Linked DNA regions of Homo sapiens: regions 1, 2, 3, 4, 6 and 7 are each linked to region 5. The links are chromatin loops, found by intact Hi-C in ENCODE. Cell type or tissue: OCI-LY7. All regions are shown on one strand. Region 1 has its middle 270 kb from the start of LINC02227. Region 2 has its middle 33 kb from the start of LINC02202. Region 3 overlaps EBF1 (EBF transcription factor 1). Region 4 overlaps EBF1 (EBF transcription factor 1). Region 5 has its middle 230 kb from the start of LINC02227. Region 6 overlaps LINC02227 (long intergenic non-protein coding RNA 2227). Region 7 has its middle 100 kb from the start of LINC02227.

Region 1 (4,000 bases), 500 kb after region 5:
TTACTCTGTGGCTCACCACTCATGTGCCCAATGTCCTTGACACAATTCTAGTTTCTTTCCTGTGCTTTCCTTACGTCCCTTCTAGCATCAGCTACTTCCCAGGTGTTTCTCAGTTCTTGACAGTTTGAGGGATCCCTGCAGCGAGTTGCAGCACCTCTAATTCACTTCATAATGAAGCAGCTTGTTGTGGTGTTTTGTGTCCATTACAATCTTTTATTGCTGGGTGTGCAAGGGCTAAGTTTTCTTTTGACTTTCTTTGTCTACATGGGAGTTTGCAACTGTAACAAAGTAACAAAGGAGTCCCAGCAAGCTTGTCTCAACACGAGCTAAAGAATTAATATGCAATAAAGACTCTGATGTCTGGTGGTACTGGAGTCATTCTCACTAATCTAGGATTCTGGCTATTTCAGAGTCACCATGACTATTACCTATGGATTATCACTCTTCCAAGGCAGAGACAACTGTAATTTCTGGTAAAATTAGATTAAATAATTGCACCTTTTATAGTCCAGAACATGCTTCAAGAGTTTATGAGGCTTCAAGGTCCTTTTTGCCACCATCAATTTTGAGTTTACCACAGATGTACAGAAATTGTCAAGAGAGAGTTTTTACTAGTAGGATATTGAGTGATAGAGATTTGCAATATGCAATTTTTCTAAAGGTATCTGATTCTTTAAAATCACTGGTCCATTTTGTTTGGGGGAAGGGCAATGATTAAGATAGAGCGAAAAGACAGATTTTCTGATTTTTCACAAGAGTATAAACATGATTACAGTTTCAAGGCCTTTGCTTTGCCTTATTGGGTCACGTTCATAAAGGTAGTTATTTTACCTGATAAATTTGGAGGTACTCCTATCTTCTGAAGGTAAAAAACAAACAAACAAAAAAAAACAACGCAGTCATCTTTCTGGAAGAAGAGTACATGTTTAAGGAAATACCTGAGATCCTCTGGAAGAAGCCCACACTGGGCAGCTCTTAAAAGTTAGACCTTAGATGACTTGACTCTTTCTAGAAACTGCACTTTCTCAACCATTGACAGAAACCTGGAGACCACTTCCCCACTCTTTGGGTGCAACTCCAGCAAAGCTCACTGTGCCTGGGTCTCTCAATGGGCATTCTAGGCTATGCTGGCTGTCAGAAATGGCTCGCAGAAAGTGGGGGGCGTGATTAGCTTTAAATGAAGTTCTAAGCCACTGGTACATGAAATGAAACTTTTTTTTTCTCTCTCTCTCTCTTCTTCCCCTTCTTTAACCTGAGCTGCTGATGTAAGTGGCTCTAATTTACTTTCCCCGAGAAAACAAAGCAAAATAAAACAGGGAAAGGCAAAGAAGATCCGTTTGCGAAGTGTAGTGCTTCTGCTCCTGATAAAAGGGAGCCATTTGCTGCTTTCATGGTGTCAGTATTAATTTCCAAGCAGTCAAAGTCACCGCTAATTTATTTACAGAACAATCTCCTTGCCCAGGAGCTGGGCTGGTGAGGCAGTGGTTTCCAGCCTCCAGCTTTGTTTGTTGACAGGCTGATTTCCCACAAGGCCGTTTCCACCTGTGTTTCTGTTGTTTTTAGTACGTGTCTCCCTTTCTTCTCCCCCGCCACCGCCTCCCCAATGGCTGTTGAAGGCCCTTCTCATCTCCGGTCTCTCTCATCCCCTTCCTCCCTCCTGCCCCAAGGACTCCTGGCAGGCCTTTGCAGTCACGCTGCACTTAGAGTCTCTGCCGGTAAAGTCCCAGGGGGCGCTGCATTTCTTTCTTTCTTTTTCTCCCCCCTTTTTTTGTTTCAAGGACAAGATTCAAAAGAGCCTGCTCCACACAGGTTGTAAGGTGCACCTTCAGATCTGTCTTCAAATAGGGGCTGAGCAATTTGAATATTTGTGCTCCTGGAAATCAGTCTGTAAAATCGTCTCCCAACGCCCATTAAATTCTGCAAAATTGCTAAGCTTTGAGAACTTCATGGTGGGGTCCAATCTGGGGCCCTGGCACCTCACTGCCAAAGCACGCATCCCCAAAGATACTTATAATGGAAATGACGGAGTGGCTGATTTGGCCCTAGCTTCTTGCATATCAAAGGCAGGAGGGCGGGAGGGAAGCATCCATAGAGCAGTCAGGATGCACCCCGCATGCCAGGTAATATATTGAGATGTTTAAAGCACACTGCTCGGCATGCACATGTGTCTGTCTCTCTGCTATTTTATACATTATCTGCAGGGCGGCAGGTACAAGGATAAGGCATGCTTTGAAGTCAGTGGCAGTGCCACCTGGGCATGGAGTGGGAAATAGGCATTATATAGCCTTTTTTCATATGACATATTTGCTATCTCCATGAGGAATACTTTGAGACCAGAAAAGAGATCACTGCGGCTATATAACCCACACCAAATCTTGCCACATTGGACCTATGATGTATTTACTGATTTTAAAAATACCAGAGGTATAATCTTGCCCAGAAAATGTGCCTCCACCCTAACTCCTCAGCCTCTTCATAGTATGTACAAATTGTTTTTCTGCATATTTTTTTTAACAAATGTTGTCTGTCTAGATTCAGAGATTTTTATTAGTGTGTTTGTGTTTAAAGGTGCTGGGTTAAAAATACCCCCTCATCGCCAAAGGAAGGCGAAGGGGGACAAAAAAAAAAAAAAAACACAGAGCTTTGTCCACTTGGAATTGGAGGGTAATCTGGAAAATTATAAAGAACTACAAGCCTGGCAAAGAGAATTTTGTTCTTTTCAGTGGTTGAAAAGAAGAGTAAAAAGGGTAAGACATGGCCTGTGGTTTCCATCCATCAGTAATGATACAATTAAACTGAAATAAGTTAACTTGGTTAACAGAATCTACTTTAACTCTCCTCCTGTCCACAGACTCCTACATCTTCTCTCTTCTCCCAGTCTCTGAGGTTTGTTTGCTACCAGGGATGTGGGATTCCCGGAGTCTAAGGATGCAACCATTCTTCAGTTCTTGTTCCTGAGCTCTCTGTGACCAAAAACTCCTATTTATTTTGAAAGCGGAAATAATGTTATTTCATTGCCTGCCTGCGTAACTCCAAGATGCCTGAAACAATTCTGCTCAAACTTCCTACCAACTCACCTTTGGGCTGAGACAAAACAGAGAAAGTTTGGGCCCCAAAGGACAATTTTTCAGAGAAGTTGGGAGCAGGTAGAGGCAAAGCCGAGTGATGAAACTCATCTGACAATTGTCATCTGCCCTCTTTGCATCTCTGGCCTCATTCTTCCCTGTCTCTTGGGGATGCCTTACTTTCCTTTCTTCTCTGTAATGTTAGCAGTCCCCCATTCCTTTCCCCTAGGCTGCTTGTCCTCTGGGATGAAGAAAAGGCTTTAAACCTGTAAACTGTATACATTTTCTCCAAAATCAACTTGAAACTCAGTCTGAATTGGATGGAGAGGATTCGCTTATGGAAGGAGCAGCTGTGTACCCACACACTGATAGAGACATCCCTGCTCTCGGAGGTGTTATGATTATGCGGGCTAAAAAGCTCAGATGTCTGAAGACTGGAGTTTCTTGTGTATATTTATATGAAGACTGTTCCCCTCCAGGACCATGAGGATGTGGAATGAGGCTGTTTTTCATTCCCCACCCAGTGGCTAATGCAGCTCAGAGACTGTATTTGGGAGTTGAGCCTACATGTAGTGAATCATCAGGAGCCCTGTGGAAATGAGCAAAGCAGGTGCAGTTTAAAGACCACATTCTCAGAGGTGCAAGAAGCTGAGCTTTCCCTTTCTCTAAGCTCAGTTTTGGTTTCAAGACTGATCCCCACTGATGAGGCAGAAACCTAATCTCTGTCAAAATGAGTTGTTTTTCCAATTCCTTTTCCCCAAGGGTGAGCTTTAATTCCAGCAATCCACATGGTTCCCAGACCTTTGGAAGATCAGCTCTCTGATCCTCCAGACAACCTTTCCTGAGCCGGATGTGGCCTGGCGATCCTTAGTTGGAATCCACGCTGGCTACTGCTGAGAGATTTCTGATTCCATCTTATCCCTCCAGCACTGGCA
Region 2 (4,000 bases), 960 kb after region 5:
CAATGAAATCAAGTATAATTTGCAGCCCTGGGGATATAGTTCCAGAAAGAGGCTCAAAGTACACTTACCAGTGGTATTCAGAAAGCCACGGAAGGGGACTCTGCCAGAACACCATCGTCCGCAGGCTGATGTCAACACATAATAAAACAATAGAGTGAACATTGGGGGAGGGAGGAATCTGTAACATAAAGAAGATAATGGAATCATCAACACTGATCAGCATCAGGAACAAATGGGGCTGGAGGAAACCTGAAGAATTCTTCAGAAAATCTCAAGTAAGTCTGCCAGCAGAAACTAACCATGCCTCACATTTGATTTCCACTGGTATATTTAGTATATTTCATGAAGTTGTGTAATATCTGCCCACCCTGCTTTGAATTTCAGCATAGTTACAGTGATGAAAACTAACAAAAAACAAACAAAAAACCCCCAAGAGATTCTTACTCTGATTTGGGGGTGGGGCCTGGGGGGTACAGTATAGTTCAACATAATTTGTTATAGAAAAAAAAGTTTCTATTGATTCATAATCAACCTTTTCAATGATGATTTTTTTGGGGGATGTGATCTCTCTGGACTTTTTTTTGGGAAAACATTGTTTCCTGCTAGACAAAGAGCAGTCTGTTTTGAACAGTGAAACTGACCTCTCAGCTTTTGAGTTTCTAATAGCAAATTAAATCTACCTCACCAGGAAAAGAAAATTATGAAGAGGTAACTTTTATAATGCAGGAAATAATTGGTGTATTGATCTTTATGAATTTCCTGATTTCTTTACCTTATAATGGTTTTCCTTAATGGCAACACATGCATTAAGAAAACAAAGCACATTTGATGGAAATTCGTTGTCTTCCCCTTTTTAAATTATTTAGTAACATTGGGCAGCTAAGAAATTGTTTCTGCTTCTATAAAACCCCCTATGCTAATTGTGGCCAGCAAATTAGTAATTATAATAGATGATACAAAGCAGGAAAGGGCTAAACTAATGTTAGGGAGTAAAGAATGCAATTAGATGGCTCAGCCTAACGCATCTTCACTCTGAATCTCTGTGAAGAAGGAAGAAAAAAGCTCTGCACCAAAATTAAAGGGGACTCGTTTTCTGATTGTGTCCTAGGGGATTTGGAGAAAGCTCAAGCAATTTGAAGGATACCCTCAGGTTGTACTCAGCAGAATTCCTGACCTCTGCCACATCCTATCTATCATGAGCCTTTATCAGGAGGAGATGGCACATCACAAGCCATTTGGTGGCACGTAATTGCTTCGACATTGACAGCAGAGGGGTATATATCACCTCCTCTGTTAAAAAGAGAGTGAGTGTTTTAAGTGGAAGAAGACTGAATGTAAAGGCAAATTTAAATAAACATTAAAGGGAAGTTAAACCAATACAAAACTGAAATGGATACCAAAATAAAATGAAAGCTTAAATATATGTTGAAGAAAACATTTAATAATGTATGATTTCTAATCATGCCCTTTAGAAATATTGAAGAATCAAGAATAAGAAAAAAAAAAGAATCTTATAGCTTAGAACAGCTTATAAAAGCATGAGACTGGTTTTGGACGGTACATGAAGTATTGTGGTTGGTTTTGTAAACTGCACAGAGAGAAAGGTCTTCTCAGTCTCAATTCTTCTGCTGACATTGAAAGGAAAGTCTCGGGGCTGGTCTGTCTTCAACTCCTCTTCAACACTGCCAAATCTCCCTTTTAAAAAAAGGAGGAAAAAAGAGTAGACTCATGCTCTGAGCCTTTGGCAAACAATCGCTTGAATTTAATTATATTACGTTGTTTTTATTACATTTATTTTTGTGGTTACCTTTATTTATGGCAAGTGAACTGGTTTCCACTTGTGATGGGCCTATGACATTTTTTTCTTTATTTACATTTTAAAAAGCTGAGTCAACTTAAAAACAAGTACTATATAAATAAAAGCTCTGAGTTTAAAAACAAAACAAAACAGAAAAATCAGTAGTGGGTTCAATGTCGTTGGACAAAAATCTTGTAAGGGGCACTGAAATAATTTTAGTTGAAAAAACATCAGTTTAAAGTCATAGACTACGAGAGCTTGAAGAGACTAAGAGCAGGCAATCCAAGTCTCCTCCACATGTGGAAACCAAGTCCAGAGACGGAGCAGTAACTGCCCGGCTCCCACGGCTTGTAATCGCAGAAACAAGCTTTAAGCCGGCTGCCTCCTTCCTCGTTGCTTTTACCATTATTTAATTTGTAGGCTTCACAAAGGCTATATGTGTTGAAATTGGCTAAATGTGCCCAGTCTAGAAATGAGTCAAAGTCAAGAGGCAGGCCACCAAGGAATTTATGTCTTTACTGATAAAATTTGTGCAACCTGCAAAACCACAGTGACATCTAGTGGTATTCCTTGAAAATGCAACTTTAAAAATATTTTTACATATTTAGAGGGTACAAGCGCAGGTTTCTTACATGCTTAGTAGTGAAGTCTAGGCTTCACTACTGGGTGCCCATCACCCAGATAGCGAACATTGTACACAACAGGTAGTTCTTCAACCCTCACGACCCTCCCACCCTTTCACCTTTTGTAGTGTCCAATGTCTATTCCACTCTGTATGTTCCTGTGTATCCATTGATCAGTTCCCAATTATAAGGGAGAACATGGGGTATTTGACTTTCTGTTTCTGAATTATTTCACTGAGGATAATGGCCTCCAGTTTCATCCATGTTGCTGCAAAAGACATGATTTTATTCTTTTTTATGGCTAAGTAGTATTCCGTGGTATATCTTTACTTCATTTCCTTTATCCAATCCTCCATTGATGGAGACAGTCAGGTTAACTCCATGTCTTTGCTATTGTGCATAGTGCTCTGATAAGCATATTAGTGCAAATATCTTTTTTTATATAATTGTTTCTTTCCCTTTGGGTTTATACCCAGTAGCAGGATTGCTGGATCAAATGGTAGTCCTATTTTTAGTTCTTTGAGAAATCATACTGTTTTCCATAAAGGTTGTATTAATATGCATTCCCACCAACAGTGTATAAGCATTCTCTTTACTTCACATCCTTGCCAACATCTATTGTTTTTAGACTTTTTAATAATTGCTATTCTGTCTGACTGTTGTAAGATAATATCTCATGGTTTACTTTGTGAAAATGCAACTCTTGATGCAACCCTTGACTTAAGCAGGCTTGTCATTAAAAAGGAAACATTGTTTTGTAGAATATCTCGTAGTGTGGGTTTGTCTATTTCCTCATGATTAGATTATTCTTAACAAGAATATCTCAGAGGTGAAGGAGTATCTTCCTTAGTGCATTATGTCAAGAGGTACATGATGAAGGCTTGTTCTATCATTGGCGATGCTAACTTCAGTCACTTGGTTACCGTGTTATCTCCCAGGTTTATCTCCTGTAGAGTTACTGTTCTTCCTTTCTTAATGATTTGAGGGACAATATTTTGAGGCTATATAAGCATCATTTTCCTTTTCAAACTTTCATCCACTAGTTTTAGTATCCATGGATAATTCTTGCCTAAATCAATTATTATTATAATAGTTGCAAAATGATAATTTTCTAATTCTGTCATTCCTTTCTCCATTTTATTAGTTAACATTTTACTCAAAGAGGGGCTTTCCCGATTCGCTTATGCATGTTTGCATTTATTTATTAGAATAAACTCATGAATGCTTACACAATCTACAATCTATGGATCTAGAATTCATGAGTCTATCATGAATAGGTTATATAGTAGATATTATATATCTTTAGATATATTATAGAGTACATATGCATGTATAGATTATGTCTAAATCTATAATCTATTGGTATTGTTATGTATTTCTTTTTAAAAATATAAATGTAGAACATCACACACTGGGGCCTGTTGGGGGTTGGGGGCTAGGGGAGGGAAAACATTAGGAGAAATACCTAATGTAGATGATGGGTTGATGGGTGCAGCAAACCACCATGGCACATGTATACCTATGTAACAAATCTGCACGTTCTGCATATGTATCCCAGAACTTAAAGTATAATAAAATA
Region 3 (4,000 bases), 640 kb after region 5:
ATTTATTAACTTTACAGAATATTACTACTCTATTTCCAAGTAAAGTTATTTTCCCCCTAAGACTCAGACCCACATATGAATTACAGTAAAATCTCTCTCCACCTTCTTCTATTTCCAAGTTCAGAAAATGGCATCCTAATATAATAGCACAGGTGCCAATTTAAATACAGGAACATTGAAAATACTGCCAAACTTCCAGGCTTAGAAGCTTTTCTGTTGTTACATGTTGGGCTGCTAAACACACACTGAGTCTGAACATCTAACACAAACGATAGCAACACTATGAGAAACATTTTTAAAGTATCAGGCAGTTCCTTTTAACTTTCATTTTTAATCTGGACATTGTCCATTCCAATGGTCTTCACTATAGAATGTTGCACGTATCATGAAAATAATAACAATTTACTAACAAATAGACTATTCTAAAATAGTACCTTAATAACACTTTCCCCCAACTCTCTTTTTCTTTTAAACAGCAAAGATTGGATTCCACAGGCCTTTAGCTAACCAAATCAAGGAGAGTTTCTAGGATTCTGCCAAAGTTGAAAGGTAGAGGAATATGAGGTTTGACTTTATAGATTTGTTGCACATAATAGTTACTGGAAAAGCACAGCTGGTTTGATGATTCCGCCAGAAGATTTTGGCAAAGAAAGACCAAAGATATATTTTCTTCCTCTATCAAGAAATGATCCAATACATTGGAACTGGCTGGGATATATCCCCCTCACCCACCAGCCCACGGATAATACACCCAACAGCATTTGCCTCAGGCCCAGCACATAGTAGGTGCTCAGTATCTGTTGGCTTCTCCAGCTATGTTCAAAAGAGAAACAGATAAAAAACAATGAAGAATTAAAGATCTCAATTTGTACCAACTACGTTCATTTTAATTATCATTCTTCTAAATAGTAGCCCAAGTACATTGCTCTCTGTTCATATTCAACATTTGCACTATCTTGAAATTTTTATTACTTTGCCCCAAGGACGATGAAAGAAACTGAAGGGTTGAGAAGAGGCCTCAAATCTGACACTGTCTGTGTCCCTGTTCCCTGGGTCCCCTGCTGCATTTCTCCCCAGAACTGTGGATGAAAAATGTGGGTTTGAACAACTGGTATCCTGCTGATTGCAACTGTCAATTAAATAAGCCAGCAACACAGGAGCATATGTTCGCATATAAAATATTGATTAATTTCACAGATTGGGATAAAAATATATTAGTACTTGGGTTCTGCTTTCATGCTTAGCGTTCAGATATGCACTCAGTCCATTCAGATCTATTTCTGCACCCTGTGGGCTCAAGAGTGTTACTTTTGTGTTTCGCTTTTCTTATCTTTCTCTGGTTGCCCATGTTAGTGCTTCTGTTATAACTGACCAGCAGCATACGTTTAAGCAGGATTTTAATTACTAGGTCATCTCCCAGCCGACTTGCCCACGGCAGGCCGGCAGAAAAGCCACAATCCTGCAATCCATGCTTCAGATTTTCTCTTGTGTCCCTCCAGGTAAATCTCTTTTTTTTGAGGATGCTAAAATCATGCTGATGGCATCATATTCATCTGATAACAATGATGACCACCTAATTTCTATAAAGTATCATTTCTGTCCACTGAGTATTTCAAGTTGCAGGGCTGGCACAGGGAGTTTGAGATGGGGTGCCTGATAGTGTGACGTGATACCAGGACTTTTTATCTTAACCCAGAAAAGCACCTTCCCATATATCACTGCACATGCCAACTAACTTACCCTTGGGATTTAGCATAGATCTGGCTTTTCAATTTGCCTTTGAGTAATGTCGTCAATTTGTTTCAATTGAAGCAAGTATTATATTACATGCTCAAATAGCAGGAGAATTTCTCTCCACGTCTGAAGTCCAATGTGGAGGGGAGGTTAGCACTGACTAAACAATAAGAAAAAACAGTGGTGAGGACCCCTGTGTCAACTACTTGGAGATTCAAAAGCTGCAGATAAAAACCTAACTTTGGCCACGACCAAATCCTTAAAGGATGGCCTCAGTTTCCCAAATGTGTTTAGTAAAACTAATAATACTAGTGCCCTCCCATGGCTGTTAAGAGCATTAAAAGAGATCATACAAAGTGCTCAGCACTGAACTTGATGCAGAGAAAGTACTTAACAACCGCTATCGTAACAGTAAGGCCATGATCACCCAAAACACTGCTCTAAATGCTACCATTTTATGGACACTGAGTTCTGTTAGCTCATGATTAAGAAACTGCAATGGAACCACATCTCAAAGTCAAAGAGTAAACAACCTATGGAAATTTTCCAAGTTTAGTTTCTCAAAAATGGATCTCAGACCTAACCTACCTTCCCTATTTGCCCTCCCTACAGCTTCTAATGTTTTATCCCCACGTGGAATTTTGAATATGTGTTCCCCTCTCCTGTTCATTCTCATTGAAAATTTTAAAAGTTTCCCTGATTCTTCAGACTTGGCTGAGTCCCCCAGTTCTAAGCTCTCTTAGGAGTCTGTATTTGTACCTTATAGCACTTAACCATCATTGCAGTTTAAATCATTCCGTGTGCCATTATTTGTCTAATATCGGCACATAAATACTTACACTCATGTGACAGTCTACGTCATAATGCTAACAACTGTCCCTGCCTTATCACCTCTGTAGCCCTATTGTCTGATATAATTGGCAGTCAGTCAATAAACATGTGTTAGTGTTAAATAGATGAATGATTGAATGAATAAGCAAATGAACTAAAGAGGAATCACTGGTGTTATTAAGATGTTAAGGAACTAAACAGAGTAGCTGAAAAGTTAAGAATTCTTCCAAAAGTTATTAACAATTGCCACTACACCCACAATGGGCTTCTTAGGTTGACAACTGGTGGCTACGTGGAGTCCCATTTCCTGGGTCGACCTAGCCCCCATTTCAGCAGCAGGCACTCTATTCTCTTGGGGGTTAAAATTAGCACCAGTAAGCTCCCCCTTTAGTGGGCTCTAATCATGCAAGGACCCAGGTGGATCTTGCTGACAGATGTTAAGGTTAGAAGGAAGGGTAGCAGCCAGATGAGAAAACAGAGCCACCCCCTTCCGGAGGTACCAGGACTTCCTGCCTTTAGACCCGGTGGTTCCTGCCTGCCTGCCCCTCCCCCATGCATCAGTTTCAACACAGTTGCTGCTCTTTCTGTCATCTGAACTCAAATTCTATCTCAGAAATTGATGGGCGATCCTGCCCTTGACAACACAATGTCAGCCTTGCTCAGTGTCCAGCTGGTTCCGTATGTATTATCATAATGCGCTGCCTGGGTGGACCCTGGCTGATTTTCTCTCCTGATGCAAGTCCTCTTTCCAAACTAATTTCTGCTCTCTGACATGCAGACCCTACTTGTTTAAAAATAAAAAAACAGCAGCTTGGGAGTTTTATTTTTTAAAATCCTGTTAGGATATTTAAGTCTATTCTAACAGTAAACTGAGCCTAAAGGACTTTCTTTTAAAAATGATTTGACTCAAAAAAAGAATGTTTCCCAGGGTCCTACACTGTTTCCTGGTGACTTGAAAGAATTATTACTTCCCCCAACCCTTACAGCCCTCTCTAACAGCATTTCCCAAACTTCAGTCCTGATTTTCCTCTATCCCTGTACCACTTACACTATTATTTACTTAATAGTATTTAGCTGCTATGTTTGTTTAGATCAACTTTTTCTTTAACTTTAGTCTTGCCCTAAGCAATAATAGCTGTGAGATCATGATTTTGAAGTTGGAGTTATTGTTTTGTTTACGCATTAACATAAACACACAACCATTAAAAATGTTTAAATGTTTATCCTCCATTTTCTAAAATTATCTCACCTACTGCATGGGAAATAGTGGTCTGAAAGCTCACTGCAAACTATCAAGCCGCTTGTACACAACACCTTCCCAGCTGAAGAAATCCAGGGAGAAGAATGCAGGGTGAGAGCTACCTAAGGCACAATGGCTATGTATGCCACATTTCTATGGCTTTTCCAGGCCTCCTAGAACCAACTGTTAACCTCC
Region 4 (4,000 bases), 590 kb after region 5:
TCATAACTCCCTGATATTTATGTATTTTTAAATGAAAAAAGATAAATAATATGATGTAAGATATAATTATTATGGTAATAAGTCAGATATATGCATAGGAAAAATACTGCAAAATATATATCATTAAACAATATTAATAGCTCACATTTATTGAGTGTTTATGTAACAAGAAACCGGTAGGAATGTAAGCAATTTCAATATTATTTTAATTATGTTTTATTGGTGCTTCCTAAATGATCTGAAATCAATATGCATAACTTTGCAGTAAAGAATGAAAAACAAAAGTGAATGCCCTAGCGGGTCCCACGTCTCTTCGTTAACTTTAACAATGAACAGGACTGGCATCCACATCACTGCAAACACAGATAAGTAAAACGAATAATCCTCCATCAAACATTTGGAATACATCTTAGGAAAAGAGGAAAAGAAATTTAGAGTTCCACTTCCTACTCCTATTCCACAATATTTGAGAAAATTTCAAGATATACAGTCAAAAGCTGAAGGGTTAATTTATCATGATGTTCGGTTTAAAAAAAGTGAAAACTTGAATACTTCCAAATAGTTTATTGGCTTTGAAAACCAAATCATGTTATATCATACTAAAAAGATTAGAGGTTCAAAACTTTACAGTGTTGCATTACATTGGCAAGAATACATATACAGCTCAGTTCCTACTTTTATTGTTAATAGCTTTCTAATCCCTTACCAGAAATTTATAGTTTAGAAATGGCAACACATCTTAAGATTAAAGCCATGTGACAAATAGTTCATGTTCCTTAATAACCAAATCTCATGCCTTAGATTGGACCAGCTTATCTGCTTCTTCCTACTGTACGGTTTCATTGGTAGGAAATACTTCATATCCCTATTACATGAATGATGAATGGGACCGTTGGTTATGGTCTGTTATTTGCTTGGCTGTAGTCAATATGTTTTCTTTGGACAGGGATTTCTGTGATTTATCTCTCTCCCGGCCTTATCACTTATTAACTCTGGGTAGACAGGAAAAAGCCAAGGTTGTATATAAGGCCTCGTGGCCATTTAGACCTCTAATGTCAGTGAAAATATCCCTTTTAATGATCCTGTTATACTGGCTACTCAAGTCCTGATTACACTCCACTCCAAATAGGAAATAAAGGTCATATTTCTTGGAAAGTATATTTGTAAAATATGCAAAATAATATGCTTCCTTCAGATCAGCTTTATTCTTTGCAGAAATGGCTCTCATTTTATAGCTGTCACGGAAGTACAATGGTTACTTTCAGTGACTTTTGTTGTTGTTGTTGTTCTCATTATGACACCAACAGTATTTAACTGTACAAATGCCAGCAGATTCAGAATCACTGATCACATCAGCATACATCTGATCAGGGAAAAATCATATGTTGTGGAACAAAAAAAAAAGGAGAGGCTTGGGACCTACCCTTTGTATCACAAAAGCAAAAAGAATAAACACTCCCTCTGCCTTGAATTCTTTTCTTTGTGTGTAAATGGTTCATTTGGAGTAATATTTAAGACATGTGGACAGGAGCAGCCTGTGAATTTTTCTTTCTTGTTGGGTCTATTCCAATTAGGACACTGCTAAGGCAGAGCTGCTAGTCAAGTATTCATTACCCAGCCCTCTTTCAGCTGAATCCCTAAGTGAAAACAATCTGACAAAAAAGAAAACACATTCTTGCCTTCCTTTCTCCAATTCTTTCTGAGTTTGCTTAGGCTTGTCTTTATAACAATTAACATATGTATAGAATATTACGCTATGCAAAATATTTTCATGGCCATTTTTTCATTGATATTCACAAGATCCTTGGGATGCACAGAAAAGTGATGGCCCTACCATCCCTTAAGTTGAGGGAGACAAAAATCTAGCAGCTTTAACCCCTCTGTCTCCCTCATCCCCACATCTAACCCATCAAGTCCTTTCCATTTTTCCTCTTAAATTCCTCTTGATTCCTCTCACTCCATTCCATCTCCACTGATTACCACCCAAATCAAAGTCACCAAATCTCTTTCCCAGACTACTGCAATGACCTCCTAAGAGGCCTTCCAAGATACATTCTGGTCTCCTATGCTTCTTGAAGCCAGAGTTAGTTTGTTCCCAAAATGTAAACCTGGTCACGTCCACCTGTCATTTCAGACACTTCAAAACTGTCCATTGTTCTTAAGATAACAACAAAACTCCTCCCCATGGCTTATAAAGTTTTGCATACCCTTGTCCCTGACTACTTCTCGCAGCCTTCTGTCTCACAGTTCTCCTCCTCCCTCTTGATTTTCCAGCCTCACTGCAATTCTTACAGCCGTCCAAGGTACCGTGTTTCCTCCCACCCAGGGCCTTCTCATTTGCTCCCTCTGCTGGAAGGCTCATTCCCTAACCCCATGCTACCCCCACCCTTCACTGGTTGTTGGGTTAGCTCTTTGTCATCCTTCAAACTTCAGCTTGTGCAATTTTTCCTGTAGAGAAATATCTCTAACTGACTGGTCAGGGCTCTTTTATTATGTGCTGATCAAAAGCGCTGTTTCTTTCTGGACACGTACCAGGTTTGAAATAGTAAACTTATGAACACCCATTTTCCCTCTTAGTCTTTAGAATAAAGAAAACAGGGATTGTGTCTGGTTTTGCTTAACACTGTTTCAGGACTTGGCCTAGAACTGGTTTAGAACATTGCCTAGAATAAGACAGGCAATCCACAAACATTTGTGAGGTGAATGAATGAAGTAACAAAAGGAAGTGGTAAAATCAGAACAGAACACAGGTATTTTTATTCCTATTCTAATGCCTAGAAAGAAACAATGTCTTTACTCATAATCAAAGCTGACACATACATAACATCAAACTCTAATGACAAATTCTTTGGATTTTCAAAAATATATATACCCACTATCTGCTTTTCTCACTTACTTTTGGGGAGCACTCATACTGGACCAGGTACTCTCAGGATTGCATTACATACATTAACCCTTTTACTCCTTAGATGAAGGTACTATTAAAATAGCTCCATTTTACAGATAAGAAAATGAAATTCATAATATAAGCCAAATCCCATTTTTTCATTTAAAGAAACTATGTTCTATGTATGTAAAACTTCAAGTAGAAAGGGACAGATTCTTAATTAACAGCTCTTATTTACATTCCATGTTATCCAGAGGACAAAAATCAATGAAGACCCATTGATCCTGGGCAATATGTCAATGATAGCACCTATTGCAAGTAAAATGCTGAGCCAAATCCCTTCAACATAGTGTATAAAATAAGATTGAGGAAGAGTTTCTATTTCTTCATGAAGCTTGTGGACTTTTTATGATTTGTCTACCTATGAACAGAACAAGAGAACTAAGGACAAAAGGAAGTGAATGATGAATGGGATGGTTTTAGCACCTGGGACAAAAGAGATTCAAGGACAGAGACTCTCCCAGTCAATCAAGATGAGTTACAGGGAGCACCAAAGTCAGTCCGACTGACTCATTTCACAATGAAGAGACTGGAGTCCAGAGCACATAAGCAACTTGTCTCACAGCTAGCGAGTAGCAAGGCTGGGATACGATGCAAGCCTCATTGCTATCAGCCCAGGGCTCTGTCCACTATACCACAGCGGTCAGAGAACACTTCAGAGAGGTAAGAGTTTGAACTGGATCCTTCAGGTGAATCACCATGCCCAAAGTAGCTAAAGTGAGCTGGAGGCACAGCAAGGAAACTGGTTTGACTGGAGCATCATAAGCCCTAGCCCCAGAGCACAGTGAGCCAAACTCGGGACTTGGGCTACGTCTTACATACAGTGAGCAAAGAGGGAAGGTTTCTCTGCAGGGTAATGACATGAAAGTGGCTATTCAGAGCGTACTGTGACAAAGAATTTATGTAAGAAAAGACTAAAGTGCAGGAGATCCATTAGGTGCAAACTCTCCACTTCTTCCCTAAAACCAATGACTTTGTTCAAGCCCAAGGTGGCAGCCTTTATTTTGTGGAGGAGGTTTCCAAGAATGAGAAACAGAGATTTCTGGTGAAAAC
Region 5 (4,000 bases):
CATAGCAATGGCAGCCATTGCTAATGGATGACAGTGTTCTCTCTGGAAAGGCCTAAATGCAGCCTCAGAACCCTTTAATGCCTAGTGATCCAAGCAACAGTGGAGTTGACCACCAACTCCAACCAGGACCTTCAACGTTTAGCTTCGCTCTCTTCACATGCTTCCTTCTTGGGTCTGTAGGATGAGGGACTTGGGGAATCTCGCATGGGCAATACAAGAATTTCTGTCTTCATTTGATGTTACCAGGAGCAACTGGAGATCTTGGGAAAAAGCAAATAGGTCAGGAGATATGAAGTTAGGGTCTAGTCTTGGTATTGCCACAAAGGAGCTGAGGGATCATAGGCAAGACACAAGCTCTCTGGACCTCAGTTTTCCTCATCTGTAAAATGAAGGGCTTGAGAGGACTACACAATGGCCCTGGGCCTTCTTTCAGAAGTGTGGCCTTGGGATGTTTTTGGTATGTTGAGATATATAGTGCTGATAGATGTTCCCTGCTCCTGAGAGGCAGGGTCTATGTTGTGCACATGCCCTACTCCAGCAAGGGCAAGCATGGGACCATCCCGCTGCCCCTCCATACTCCCATGCCTGTAGCAGACATTGACAGTCATTCACAGCACTCTTTTCTGCCCCATATGGATTTGATCTTAGAATCCTTCTCACTCTCTTTGGCAAGGGGTCTGAGCAGCCACCACCAACTGATCAGAGTTTGCAAGAGAAAAGAAAACCATCTGCCATCTGTTATGGGCTGAATTGTGTTCTTCCAGAAGTTGATGTTGAAGTCATAAACCCCCACTATCTCAGAATGCGGGCATATTTGGAGATAGGGTCTTTACAGAAGGAAAGACGAAACCGTGATAGAAAAAGGAAAGAGAAAGAAAGATTGCCACTTAACTCCAGATGGAGCCTAAGCCATCCTCTAGACTGCTTTGGGAAATTCTATTTTGTTTTGCTTTGGAAAAAATCACCTGAAGGCTGGGCGCGGTGGCTCACGCCTGTAATCCCAGCACTTTGGGAGGCTGAGGCGGGCGGATCACAAGGTCAGGAGATCGAGACCATCCTGGCTAACACGGTGAAACCCCATCTGTACTAAAAAAATACAAAAAACTTAGCCATGTGTGTGGCGGGTGCCTGTAGTCCCAGCTACTTGGGAGGCTGAGGCAGGAGAATGGCGTGAACCTGGGAGGCGGAGCTTGTGGTGAGCCGAGATGGTGCCACTGCACTCCAGCCTGGGCGACAAAGCGAGACTCCGTCTCAAAAAAAAAAAAAAAAAAAAAAAAAAGTCACCTTAAGTCCCAAGCATCAGACGCAGACTGTTGGCTCACCTAGAACGTTCTAGCTTTTTCTAGGAACTAAGGCCACAGATGGAAACAAAATCAGGCACTGGAGAAATAGGGGTGATTGGAAGACACTTAAATCTTCAACAAGGCTAAAGGGTTAAATCACATTTTTTCAGACCTGTTGGGGTTTGACTGGCTGAGACTTAAAAAGAGAAGCTGGGAACCAGGGAGCCTGCAGCTGGGAAAGTTTTTCTTCTCGCCTCTCAGCTAAGGGTCTGGCATTTCACCTGCTAGATGGCGCTGTCCTCTAAGGAAAGGCACCAGCTCAGCTTGAATGGGGGCTCAGTCAAGGAAACAGGGAACAACTAAAGTTGAAAAGAATTGATGGGCGGGAGTAGAGGGGATGGAGGCAGCCCTTTCCCCAGCAGCAACATCTCCTTCTGTGGTAGTGGCTCTTGTTCTCTTTATAGCTTTTATTTTGCAGTGTGGGAGTTTTGTATACTTCATCTGAAAAGTTACAGGGCCTTTGCTCTGAAGGAAAGTGAATAAGAAAATGAGCATGTGTGTGTGTGTGCGCACGTGTGTGTTTTGTGTATTATTGTCAGGAGGCAGGGATGGTCATGGAGGTCCCACCCCAAGGCTGCAACCTACAAATGACACGTCTCAGCCCTGGTCTTTGGCCTTGACTTACACCAGATCAGTGGGAAAAAGAAACAGTAAGTCCTTTCTCTATCCTGCCTGTAGAACCAGATGCCTGGGACTCTTGGTGGCTTTGCTCTGAAACCTTCTAGCTCAGCTCCATTTAGGGGCAAACTGCATGTAGGCACTGAGACCTCCGTTTCCGTGCAATTTTATTGTTAGACTGACAGGCTGGCTCCTGGTCTGCATGTGAAATCAGGGACACAGCCTGCAACTACTCCCACTCTATCAGCAGCCAGAAAGAAGGAAAACAAAGATAAGGGGAGGGGTGATGGGGGGATGGAAACCAGGAGGGGACCCATGAGGGAGGGGAGGGAGGAGCAGAGAGAGGAGACAAGGGACAAAGAACAGAGGTGAAAGATGAAGGGTGTGGGGAAGGGAGAGTGGGGCAAGGATGACCAGGTGTCCAGAAAGGAAGAAAAGGGCAATGGGGAGAGGCCACTGGGAAGCAGAGAGGCCGGCAGGCTGGCAGAAGTGGGAAGAAGACACAAGTGAAGGGAGGGGAGGGAGGCTTCCTTAAGCAAACAGGAAGACAGGAGGAAGGGAAGTCTAGTAATTAGGGAAAAGCTGACCAAAACCCAGAAAGGAGGAGAAGACTACTACAGTAAGGAAGCTGCAGAAAAGCCAGGCAGGAGATAGAGACAAGGAAGCTTTGAGGCAGGAGGCTCTGGAAACAAGGGAGGCAGAGAGCAGAGCTGAGCTAAGAAAGGAAAAAATCCAGGAGAGGGAACCAGGAAAACAACACAAATGAGAGTGAAGGAACAGGGAAAGAGCCATTAAAAGAATGCTTACCTTATAGTCGTAAAAACTGGAATGTGTGTGTTTTGGCCTGCGGCCATTGTCCAGGAAACACAGTGTGGCTTTTAAGCAAGTTGTGGAGTGGCGGCATCCACATGTTAGTAGCTCGCCCTGGTCTGCTGCTTTGCAATGCAGCTGTGCGGAGCTGCCCTCTTGTTGGCTGGCAGCCTGGTGCTGGGGACATCTGATGGGGTCTGCTGTTTGGACAGAGGGGCATGCCTGCTCCATTTATGGTGCTCCAAGTTCAGGCATCAACATCTTTTCCAGGACAAGAGTTGAGATGTGGTCCCTTTGAGGATGTTTCTCGGAGGGACTGTGGTTGAGGTTCTCAGAGGGCAGAGGGGGAGACATGGTTAAAGGCCATAGAGGGTGGAGATTTAGGGAACGGCCTCTGGAGTCTGATGGCCACCATTCAGTTCCTCGTTTTATCAATTCACTGCATAAACTAGCTCATGTCACTTCATCTCTCTAGACCTCTCTGGGCCTCAGCAACTCATCTGTAAAATGGGGTCGCAATCATACCTGTCTCATAGGGTTCTGTCTGGTAAGGCTTAACTGAGATGATCATGTGTCTATCAGAGTGGCTAGCTCATATTAATGCTCACTCAATGTTAGTATGCTTATTGCTGTTAGTGTGATGTTAGCATATTAAATGTTAGTAGGATTCTGTGTATGATCATTAAGGACTATATAACTGTATGGGTGTCTGTGTGTGTGTTCTGGGGGACTGGTCCTTAATGCAGACTAAGGGGCTTAGATTTGAGGATATTTTATCATGAGAATTATCTGTGCAAAGCATTGTTTGGGAAAATAAATCCAGTGGTGACACATGGGCTTCTCTGGGGAGCAGGGAGACCATTTTGGTGACCAGAGCATGCATGAGAGAATGGGGTCCTGAACTAGGGGACATGGGTGCTAAAAAAGATTTAAAGGGCATTTTGAGAGACACCCCAAATCCAAAGAACTTTATGATTGGATGGGTAGGTGGTAGGAGAGGGAAATTTGACTCCAAGGTTTTGAGACCAAGAACAGGAGTAAGAGGGAGCTCTCAAGCTAAGAATGATTTTTACACTTTCAAAGGATTGAAATAAGCCAAAAACAGAAACAAAGGTATATGGCAGAACTGGTATGTGGTCTGCAAAACCTAAACTATTTACTATTCAGCCATTTACCAAGTTACCTCACCCCTGGTCTGGCCCAGGGACTCAAAAGACTCTGCCCCAGAA
Region 6 (4,000 bases), 220 kb after region 5:
GTGACTTGGTCCAAAATAATGTAAATTGAAAGTGACTAGGATGTGTTTGAAACTGGCCCCTAGCCCTGTACCTTTCTGTTTTACCTCTAACCCTCTTCTTGACAGGGATGTGAAGGGATGAAGAACTCAGTTATCATTATGTGTGTTGTGCTTGTGGCTTAGGAAATTGCATGGACGTATGATTTTAGAAAGGACATTGGAAGGTGTCCCTGCTGCCACCCTGTTCCATGAGGGAGATTTTCTGGGGGAATCTGAATATTCTTTAGTGACAGAAAAGCATGGCGAACCCCTATTCTTACACAACTTGAGCATGAGTGAAAAGAGAAATCTTACATCTGATTGGCACTCGCTAATTATCAACATGCTTTCCTCCACATTGTCTCCTGATGGAAACTTGGCAATCATGCCTCACCTTCATCTCCCTGAATCCAACCAGTCCAAAGTCCGTTCAGTTCAGCCTTAGCAACCTTCCTTTCCCCTGAACCCAACCAGTCCATAGTCCGTTCAGTTCAGCCTTAGTGACCTTCCTTTCCAAATCCGTCTTCCTGAAGCAAATCTCTGACTGTGTGGCTTACTCTGATTGCAGGGCTCCTAAAGGCCATCTCTCCCTATGGGGACCTCAGCTTATGTTCTCATCCTTACCTCCTACTCCTGCCGCTCTCTCATGCATTCCTGCAGCCAAACATAAGTACCCAGTTGTCCTTGAACACTGTTGCAGCCCTCTTTTGCGTGTGTATAAACTCTTCCTACTGGTTCTATTGTCACCCCCTTTCCAACTAGCTGGAAGCAGTACATCCCCAGTGGTTAGGAACACAAGCTCTGTATTGAAATCTAGGCACAACCTTACAAGATGCATGTTCTTCAGCAAGTTATTGAACCTCTCTCCGCCTTGTAAATAAAATATGCTAATGATACCTAAGTCATGGGGCTGTGGGAAGGGTTGAGTGACATTGTACAAGTCACCTGCTCAGCATAGGCTCTGGCTTGCAGGAGACATTCTAAAAGTGTTAGCTGCTATTGCTATTGCTATTGCTGATTTCTTCTTATTTTTACTGCTGCCTGTTGAATCAAACTCTTCATTAAATATCACCTTCTTCAAGGAGGCCTCCTGATAACCCTCTTCCCCAGAGAAGTAATCTCTCCTTCTTTAATTCCCCCATGGCCCTTCGTAGATGTCTCATGAACTCACTGCTCAATGTACCTATTTGTGTCTTTGTCTTCTTCTTCCATTTAGAATATAAATTAATTGATCATGGGATCTTATTTTGATAATCTTTGTACCCTCAAGAGCACTTATCACAGAGAAAGTAATAACCCATTTCACATTTGATGGTTGAAGCACAAAGAAAGGGAAGTAATTTGCCCAAGGTCATGTAGCTAGTGCAGGGCAAAACCAGGCTAAAGACCCCCTCTAGGTCTTACCATATTCAAAGATCTTGATCTTAAGCAATGAATGGGGACCATTAGATTTTATGCCCAAGTAGCAGATGGCAAAACTGACAAGCTGAATGTTCATACTGGGTTGACTGGCTCTGTGGGTTATTCATAGAAAGGGGAGGTCTATAGATGAAAGCAATTTTAAACCTCAACTTGTGTCAAACTCAAGTAAAAATCAGTTAGATTTCAACAAAACACTGATCAAGGTGCCAAAAATGGTTTAATTTTTTAAAAGCACATGCAACTTCTTTTAATTCGCTTGACTGGTCAAGCCAGTAAAAACAGCAAAAGCAGTTTCTTCAATGAAAAACACCCACACCCTTACTGTGGTTTGTTGAGCCAAGTTGGCCAGCCACACAGACGGTTAAAATTGTCAGCCAGGTGTGGATAGCGTCTCAGAAGGAAATGCTAAAAGAAGCCACTAGCAAAATGCTTTAATGTTTAAGAATATTTAGAGTGTACAGTGAGGTATCTGACCAGAAAAAACGATTGCTAAGCAAGCCCAACGGAGGGGGAAGAACATTTGCCTTGGAGCCTGAAGATCTTCTAAGAGAGTCATGATGGAGCCCCTCCTTTTCTCTATAATTCTAGGCTGTCTCCATCTAGTAAAGTGGCCAGGGTGCCTTTTACTGACTCATTGGTGAAGGGAGGTTTCAAGGCTCCTAAAACGAATGACTGAGGGTTATTTATATAATTTGGAAAGACACAGATCTAGGACTTCAACCCTCCATTAAAATGGTAAAGGGAATGGTTTTTCTGGGCCCAGGGAACAGAAGAACCCAGAACATGCACAGATTCAGATCTTCTAGGTGCAACACTAAACCTTGGGAAGCAACTTTTTCAGTGAATTAAAACTCACATACACAAACACACACACCCCAACTATAATTTGGGCATTCAGGGCACTTTTGCCATGAAACAAATTGAATGTAGCCATTGAAGAAAGACCTGTTGAATCTTCAGTAGGAACTTGCATTGGCAAGGAATGCAGCACGCAGAGCCCAGTGAGATGTAGTTCATTCTGGGGCAATGAACTTTTTATAGTAGTAGGGCATTTTCTAGCCTCGGGAAGGCACATCAAACTTTTGGATCCACTAGGTAAAAAAGACCAAGGATGACTTGATCTTAGAAGCCCAGATCAGGGGAAAATGATGGTCAGGAAATAAAGAGGCCAGGTTCCTCCTAGTCCAGCCATGTAGTTCCATGCATATTGAACTAAGGCAAGGGGGAAATCTTACTAGGGGGAATGTTATTCATACCTAAGTTTATAAAGCTAGACATCCGGTTACTGGCGACTTTTCAAAATCTCAATTAAATCCAAAAATACAGATGATAGATAGATGGCTAGATGGTAGCTAGGTAGGTAGGTAGGTAGGTAGGTAGGTAGATAGATAGATAGATAGATAGATAGATAGATAGATAGATGATATAAGCTAAGGGTAGAATACAGACCTGTTTCGAAATGAGGACAAGCCTGAAAGAAGAAAGCCATTAGAAAAGCTACAAAATTGATGTCACTTCTAAGCCTGTCTTTAATGAAAGAAATGAAGAAAATGAATTTAGTCAATTAGGAAGTAATGAAGACCTTGCAAAAATAACTATTGACAAAAGGCTGGTAAGGGAATTCTTCAGTAATTTGAGCATAACACATACTATATGAATCAGCAGGTCAGGACAATATGCCTCCTAGGAGATTAAAGGTGTTGATACATGCCTGTGTGATTTTGGGTAGTTACTTCTTAATTTAGCAAGCAAAATTGTGATCTAAGATGAACCCAGAAGCCAAAAGAATGGAATTCTAAACTGCAAAACTAGGGAGAAGTCATATAATGGCGATTATTCAGTCCAGGCATGGCTGGTTCCTATCAAGGGGACTGGGCATGAAGGAGGGATGTCCTAAACCAAAAATACACAAAAAAGATTGCAAAGGGCGGGCCACAGTCTATTAAGGTAAGTTTGTGGTATATTCACCTGTTTTTATAATCAGAATATTAGAAAATAGCATAAATCATTCCAGATAAATAGTTCCTTATTTAGATTATCAGAGGGGAAGGCAGTGTGCCACCTTCTTATCAGAGTGAAGGACAAGGACACCATTTCTTTTTTCTTGCATATCCAGCAGGAAAAAAGATACAGAGCTGAACTTCTGTGGGACTGGATTTCATAAATGCTCACTTTCAAAGCTAAGTGTGTGTGCATGCATGTGTGTGCATGAACACACATGTACATTTGGTATGGACTTTGAAAGAGCCTGGATGGTCACCTCCTGACAGATGCAGAATATGGGTAATGAATGCAGGCTTGGCGAGATATTACAGGTGTTGGTCCAGGACTTCGTTTGATTTTGAGCCTATGAGAACTCAGAAAAGATATTAACCAGACCATTAAGAAATGATACTGTGGAATGTTAGAACTGAAGAAGTCTTAGGAATCACCCAGTTCTGTCTTCCTAACCGCTTGCTAGGCCCAGAGACATTAAATCCTTCTTTAAAGCCAAATAGTGTGTCAGTATCACAACCTGAACTAAAACTCTACTGGGATATGGGGTAGGGCGTGGTGGCTA
Region 7 (4,000 bases), 340 kb after region 5:
AGAGTGGGATTCAGCCTGGTAGAGGCTTCATAGAAGGCATTCCTTCTGAAGGGGAATCAGAGTTAACCAGGAAATAAAGAGAAAGAAGAATATTTCAGGTGGAGAAGAGAAAGTTGGTGACCTGAGATGGGAAGGAGCTTGATGCTACAGGAGCTGATAGAAAGCCACTGTAGCTGGTGCCTGTGTGTTGGGGGACGGAGAGAGGGAGGGTGTCACAATGTGATCTGCAGCAAGACTAGATATTGAGGGGCCAGATTGTGAAAGATCTTATAGGGCTCACCTGCTAAGATTTTGGAAGTTGTTTGAGTATCACTAAAGAAAGGGAATAAAATGTTCAGATTTATATATATATGTGTGTGTGTGTGTGTATACATACACACACACATATATATTTACATATGAATATATATTTAAATATTTGTCAAGTTTATTTATCTATATTTATGTATATATTATTTATAAATATACTATTTAAATATTTAATATAAAAATATTGAAATATTTGTCATTTATACATAAATATATAAAAATTGGAACATTTCAGATTAATTTATATATAAAAATCAGAACATTTATATATGTAAAATATACTTATAAATATATAAATATATATTTCATGGAAGAAATAGTTATTAAAGGCTGGCAGAGTGATCTTCACACAGAGTGGAAGATGAAAGCTAAGAATATAATGTAAAACTCCAAAATGCAGCTTTTAATAAAGGAAAATATTAGAAATGTTTAGCATGTAGACAACAATCTAACCCACAGTGATAGTTTGCGAAGGTGTCAGTGTACTATGGGAACATGGAGGAGGTATTTAGGATTATATGAGTACTTTCCTTATCTTTTATTTGGTATAATTTTTAAGGCACCAATGTGTATAATTTGTAATAATTACCATCAAAAATAAATCGAGTAGATTTGATAAAGTGTCAAGTTGATTTGTATAAATATATAATCTGAAATATTCACATATATGAACATTTTTATAGATATGTAACCTGATTTTATACTTGTCTGTAAAATTTCATGAGGGCAGAGACAATATTTTTCTTGTTCAACATTGACTCCTCAAACTCTGGCACAGTGCCTGCATATAAACATTCAATAATTATTTGACAAAATAATGGATGATAAATGGATGGATGGATGTACAGATGGATGGATGGACAGATGGACGGATGGATGGATGGGCGGATGGATGGATGGGTGGATGGATAGATGGACGTATGGACGGATGGACGGATGAACGGACGGATAGATGGATGGATGGATGGATGGATGGATGGATGGATGGATGGATGGATGGATGGAAAGAATAATATGGAAAATGGGTTAGAGTAGGGTAAAGTAGAAGTAGGAGACCAGTTCAGAGGCAATGAATGCCCAGGGAAAGGTAATGGTGGCATGAAATAGGTGGTGCAGTGAAGATAAGGTGAATTATACAGATTTGAGAAATTCTAAAGAGGCAGACTTTACATAACCTGATAATGATTTCTAGTTTCTGTTATGAACACCTGGGTGGATGGAGGTGCCATTTATTTAACCTAGGAGGAGCAGGTATGGAGGGAGATCATAAAAGTCTCTCATTGACTTTTGTACTTCTCTGCAGAGAGTGAAGTGAACTCTCTAATCCCTCTTTGAAGCCTGAGGAGCTTACAGGGACAAAGTGTCATCATTGTGCTCAGTGGGAACATTGCCCTGGGCTGTAGATGAGAAGCAAAGGAGAACAATTTACAAATAAAATTGCAGTGTTATTTATTTATTTATTTATTTAAGTATAGGGTGACGGTCTTTGATATCAACTTGTTTACTTAACAAATTTGTCTTTTATTCTCATAAAGGACCATATTTCATGATTCTTAGATGAAAATATTTAACATCTCTGAAATTGGGATATGTCTTACAATTCACAATGCCTGCCTAAGACAAAGGTTTGCATGCAGGTAGCTTATTTGAGAATGGATTTCTAGGGCCAGGAGAGGGCAAGTGAACAAGAAGTGGGGAAAGGTAATGCAAGGTGATGTTATTGAATGGCCTAGCCTGTATGTGACTAGTAATTCACCCAGGACCTTCTGTGGAGAGTTTTATGAAATTTGGCTTAGAATCATCTGCTGTGAGGACATTGTCTACAGTTGGTTGTGGGTTGCTCCATGGAGCATGACCTCCCCACATCCTTAAGTTGCAGGTGTGTAAATGTCAAGGCTGCAGGCATTCTGCAGTGCAGTGTCAGAGAAATTCTGGGGCAGGAAGCAGTCAGAAGCAGGCCAAACACTACACAGAACTGTTGTAGGTGAAGTGGTGCACAAAGGATATGTGCAGTGTATGGTTTAACTGGCCATGCTTTTTCTTTCTTAATTCTACATACAATAATGGTATATCTTACATAACACCTTATATCTTATAGCTTCATAACACCTTAGATTTAATGGAGCAAAATGGACTGTTGACATTGCAAAGATGCATTTTGTTGAGATGAGATTTGAATAAGCAACATTAGTAAAACTAAATTAAGCCATTTTCCACAAGGCAGAGACTGCAATTCTTATTTCTTATTTCTCTTCACTGGAATTGTGTAGGTAAGTTTCCAAAACCAAGACTTTACCTCTACTATGGAAAATATTCTACCTGAAAATAACTAGTACAGTATTCCATCGTATACGCTGGTATAGGGGAGCATTTCTTTTCTTTAAAGAATTGAATCTTTATTTCAAATGAAATCTTTTTCAGAACTCTGTTACATAAAACAGATAAAAATGGAAATGCGCTGATTGAAGCAGAAATGGGGAGGGGGTGTTCCCAGGACCCCACAGCTCTGTTTTCTTATCTCCTGTGTAGGCTTCTCAGGCCTCTACATGGAGCCTTAGAGTTCCAACAATAGGGTTAAGAACATGTAATAGACAGGAGACTTGCTGCCTGCCCCCTGCCCCCAAGGCATTTACGTAGTGTCCATTCATTCTTGTTTTAAAAACAATTCTAACAAACTCAGTAATATGGTTTCCCAGCTTGTAACAGATTTAGAAGCAGTAATTTATATGGAATAAATAGCTATTAAAGGTTGGCGTCATGATCTTCACACAGAGTGGAAGCTGGAAGCTAAGAATATAACTGCAAAACTCCAAAGTGCAGCTTTTAAAAAAGGGTGGTATTCAGAAATATTTAGCATGTAGACAACAATTCGATCCACATCAGTAGTTTGCAAAGATGTCAGTGTACTATGGAACATGGAGGAAGTATTTAGGATTATATGAGTACTTCTCACATCTTTTATTTGGTATAATTTTTAAGGCATCAATGTGTATAATTTAGAATAATTATAAAAAATAAATCAAGTATATTTGATAAAGTATCATTTCAGTTACATGGAACATTTTTGTGAGTAGAATATTGTATTTCTCAAATTGTTGAATAAGCCATACATCCCTGTGTGTATCAGTATTCTTTTACCTCTAAGGGGTAGGAAATGCAAGTAAAACCTGTATATAGATGAAGAAAGTAGTTGAACATCAAGAAGCTTTAGCTAGGGTTTGATCCAGCAGCTTACTATGTTACCAAATACCTGATTTCTTTCTGCTTTCCATTTTCACTTTAGGCCTGGCCCCCTTCATGGCCACAGTATGACTTGTTGCTTTCTCATTCACATTCAGCAGGAATGGGGAGGAAGATAATGAGGAGAGAAAGGGGGAGAGAGAGAGAGAGAGAGAGAGGAGAGAAGTTGGTTCTCCTTCCTTAGTCATTAAGCAAAGATACTCTCTCTGATTGGACCAACATAGTTCATGTGTCCATCTCTGACACAATAACTGTACTATACTGTACTCTAGGGATGAGATTATATTAATCAATTTAGGCCAGTTAGGGCTTGACTATTAGCTGAAGATAGTGTTAATTCCCCCAGACCCCATAGTGATACACGTGGAGAAACAAATGTTCCTCCTGTTACCTGGGAGGGTAACAGACCATGTCCACAGCACTGTTTCTCAAGGTAAGTATTGATCAACTG

The links. Peaks named below come from ENCODE experiments on the same cell type or tissue, not always from the same donor. Only the 100,000 strongest peaks of a DNase experiment are listed, where the experiment ranks them.
Region 1: it touches region 5 in a loop (4-fold over the local background); 10 of 110 quality-filtered maps call a loop at or near these places.
Region 2: a loop joins it to region 5, with 5 times the contacts of the local background. A loop is called at or near these places in 36 of 110 quality-filtered maps.
Region 3: it touches region 5 in a loop (8-fold over the local background); 2 of 110 quality-filtered maps call a loop at or near these places.
Region 4: it touches region 5 in a loop (3-fold over the local background); 5 of 110 quality-filtered maps call a loop at or near these places.
Region 6: it touches region 5 in a loop (4-fold over the local background); 4 of 110 quality-filtered maps call a loop at or near these places.
Region 7: it touches region 5 in a loop (4-fold over the local background); 2 of 110 quality-filtered maps call a loop at or near these places.

What each region holds. Positions count from the first base shown.
Region 1 is chr5:158,675,656-158,679,655 of GRCh38, forward strand. No RefSeq gene overlaps it. Among named protein-coding and RNA genes, the nearest start is that of LINC02227, 270 kb to the left of the region's middle. RefSeq lists an enhancer at 1,707-1,756. In OCI-LY7, CTCF peaks have their summits at 1,755 and 1,957; DNase peaks (open chromatin) are centred at 1,156 and 1,676; H3K4me3 peaks cover 1,412 bases; H3K27ac peaks cover 1,388 bases.
Region 2 is chr5:159,130,993-159,134,992 of GRCh38, forward strand. No RefSeq gene overlaps it. Among named protein-coding and RNA genes, the nearest start is that of LINC02202, 33 kb to the left of the region's middle. In OCI-LY7, CTCF peaks have their summits at 2,354 (motif pointing left) and 2,554; a DNase peak (open chromatin) is centred at 2,329.
Region 3 is chr5:158,809,509-158,813,508 of GRCh38, forward strand. The region is part of intron 8 of EBF1 (EBF transcription factor 1); the gene reads right to left. Among named protein-coding and RNA genes, the nearest start is that of EBF1, 290 kb to the right of the region's middle. In OCI-LY7, a CTCF peak has its summit at 2,052; a DNase peak (open chromatin) is centred at 3,013; H3K4me3 peaks cover 1,893 bases; H3K27ac peaks cover 2,477 bases.
Region 4 is chr5:158,768,334-158,772,333 of GRCh38, forward strand. The region is part of intron 10 of EBF1 (EBF transcription factor 1); the gene reads right to left. Among named protein-coding and RNA genes, the nearest start is that of EBF1, 330 kb to the right of the region's middle. In OCI-LY7, CTCF peaks have their summits at 2,363 (motif pointing left) and 2,567; a DNase peak (open chromatin) is centred at 2,308; H3K27ac peaks cover 1,109 bases.
Region 5 is chr5:158,173,544-158,177,543 of GRCh38, forward strand. No RefSeq gene overlaps it. Among named protein-coding and RNA genes, the nearest start is that of LINC02227, 230 kb to the right of the region's middle. In OCI-LY7, CTCF peaks have their summits at 1,564, 1,764 and 3,799; DNase peaks (open chromatin) are centred at 1,578 and 2,048; H3K4me3 peaks cover 406 bases; H3K27ac peaks cover 655 bases.
Region 6 is chr5:158,397,009-158,401,008 of GRCh38, forward strand. The region is part of intron 1 of LINC02227 (long intergenic non-protein coding RNA 2227); the gene reads right to left. Among named protein-coding and RNA genes, the nearest start is that of LINC02227, 11 kb to the right of the region's middle. In OCI-LY7, no CTCF peak of the experiment used is centred here; DNase peaks (open chromatin) are centred at 963, 1,783 and 2,423; H3K4me3 peaks cover 1,270 bases; H3K27ac peaks cover 2,679 bases.
Region 7 is chr5:158,509,452-158,513,451 of GRCh38, forward strand. No RefSeq gene overlaps it. Among named protein-coding and RNA genes, the nearest start is that of LINC02227, 100 kb to the left of the region's middle. In OCI-LY7, no CTCF peak of the experiment used is centred here; DNase peaks (open chromatin) are centred at 1,670 and 2,190; H3K4me3 peaks cover 1,847 bases; H3K27ac peaks cover 3,392 bases.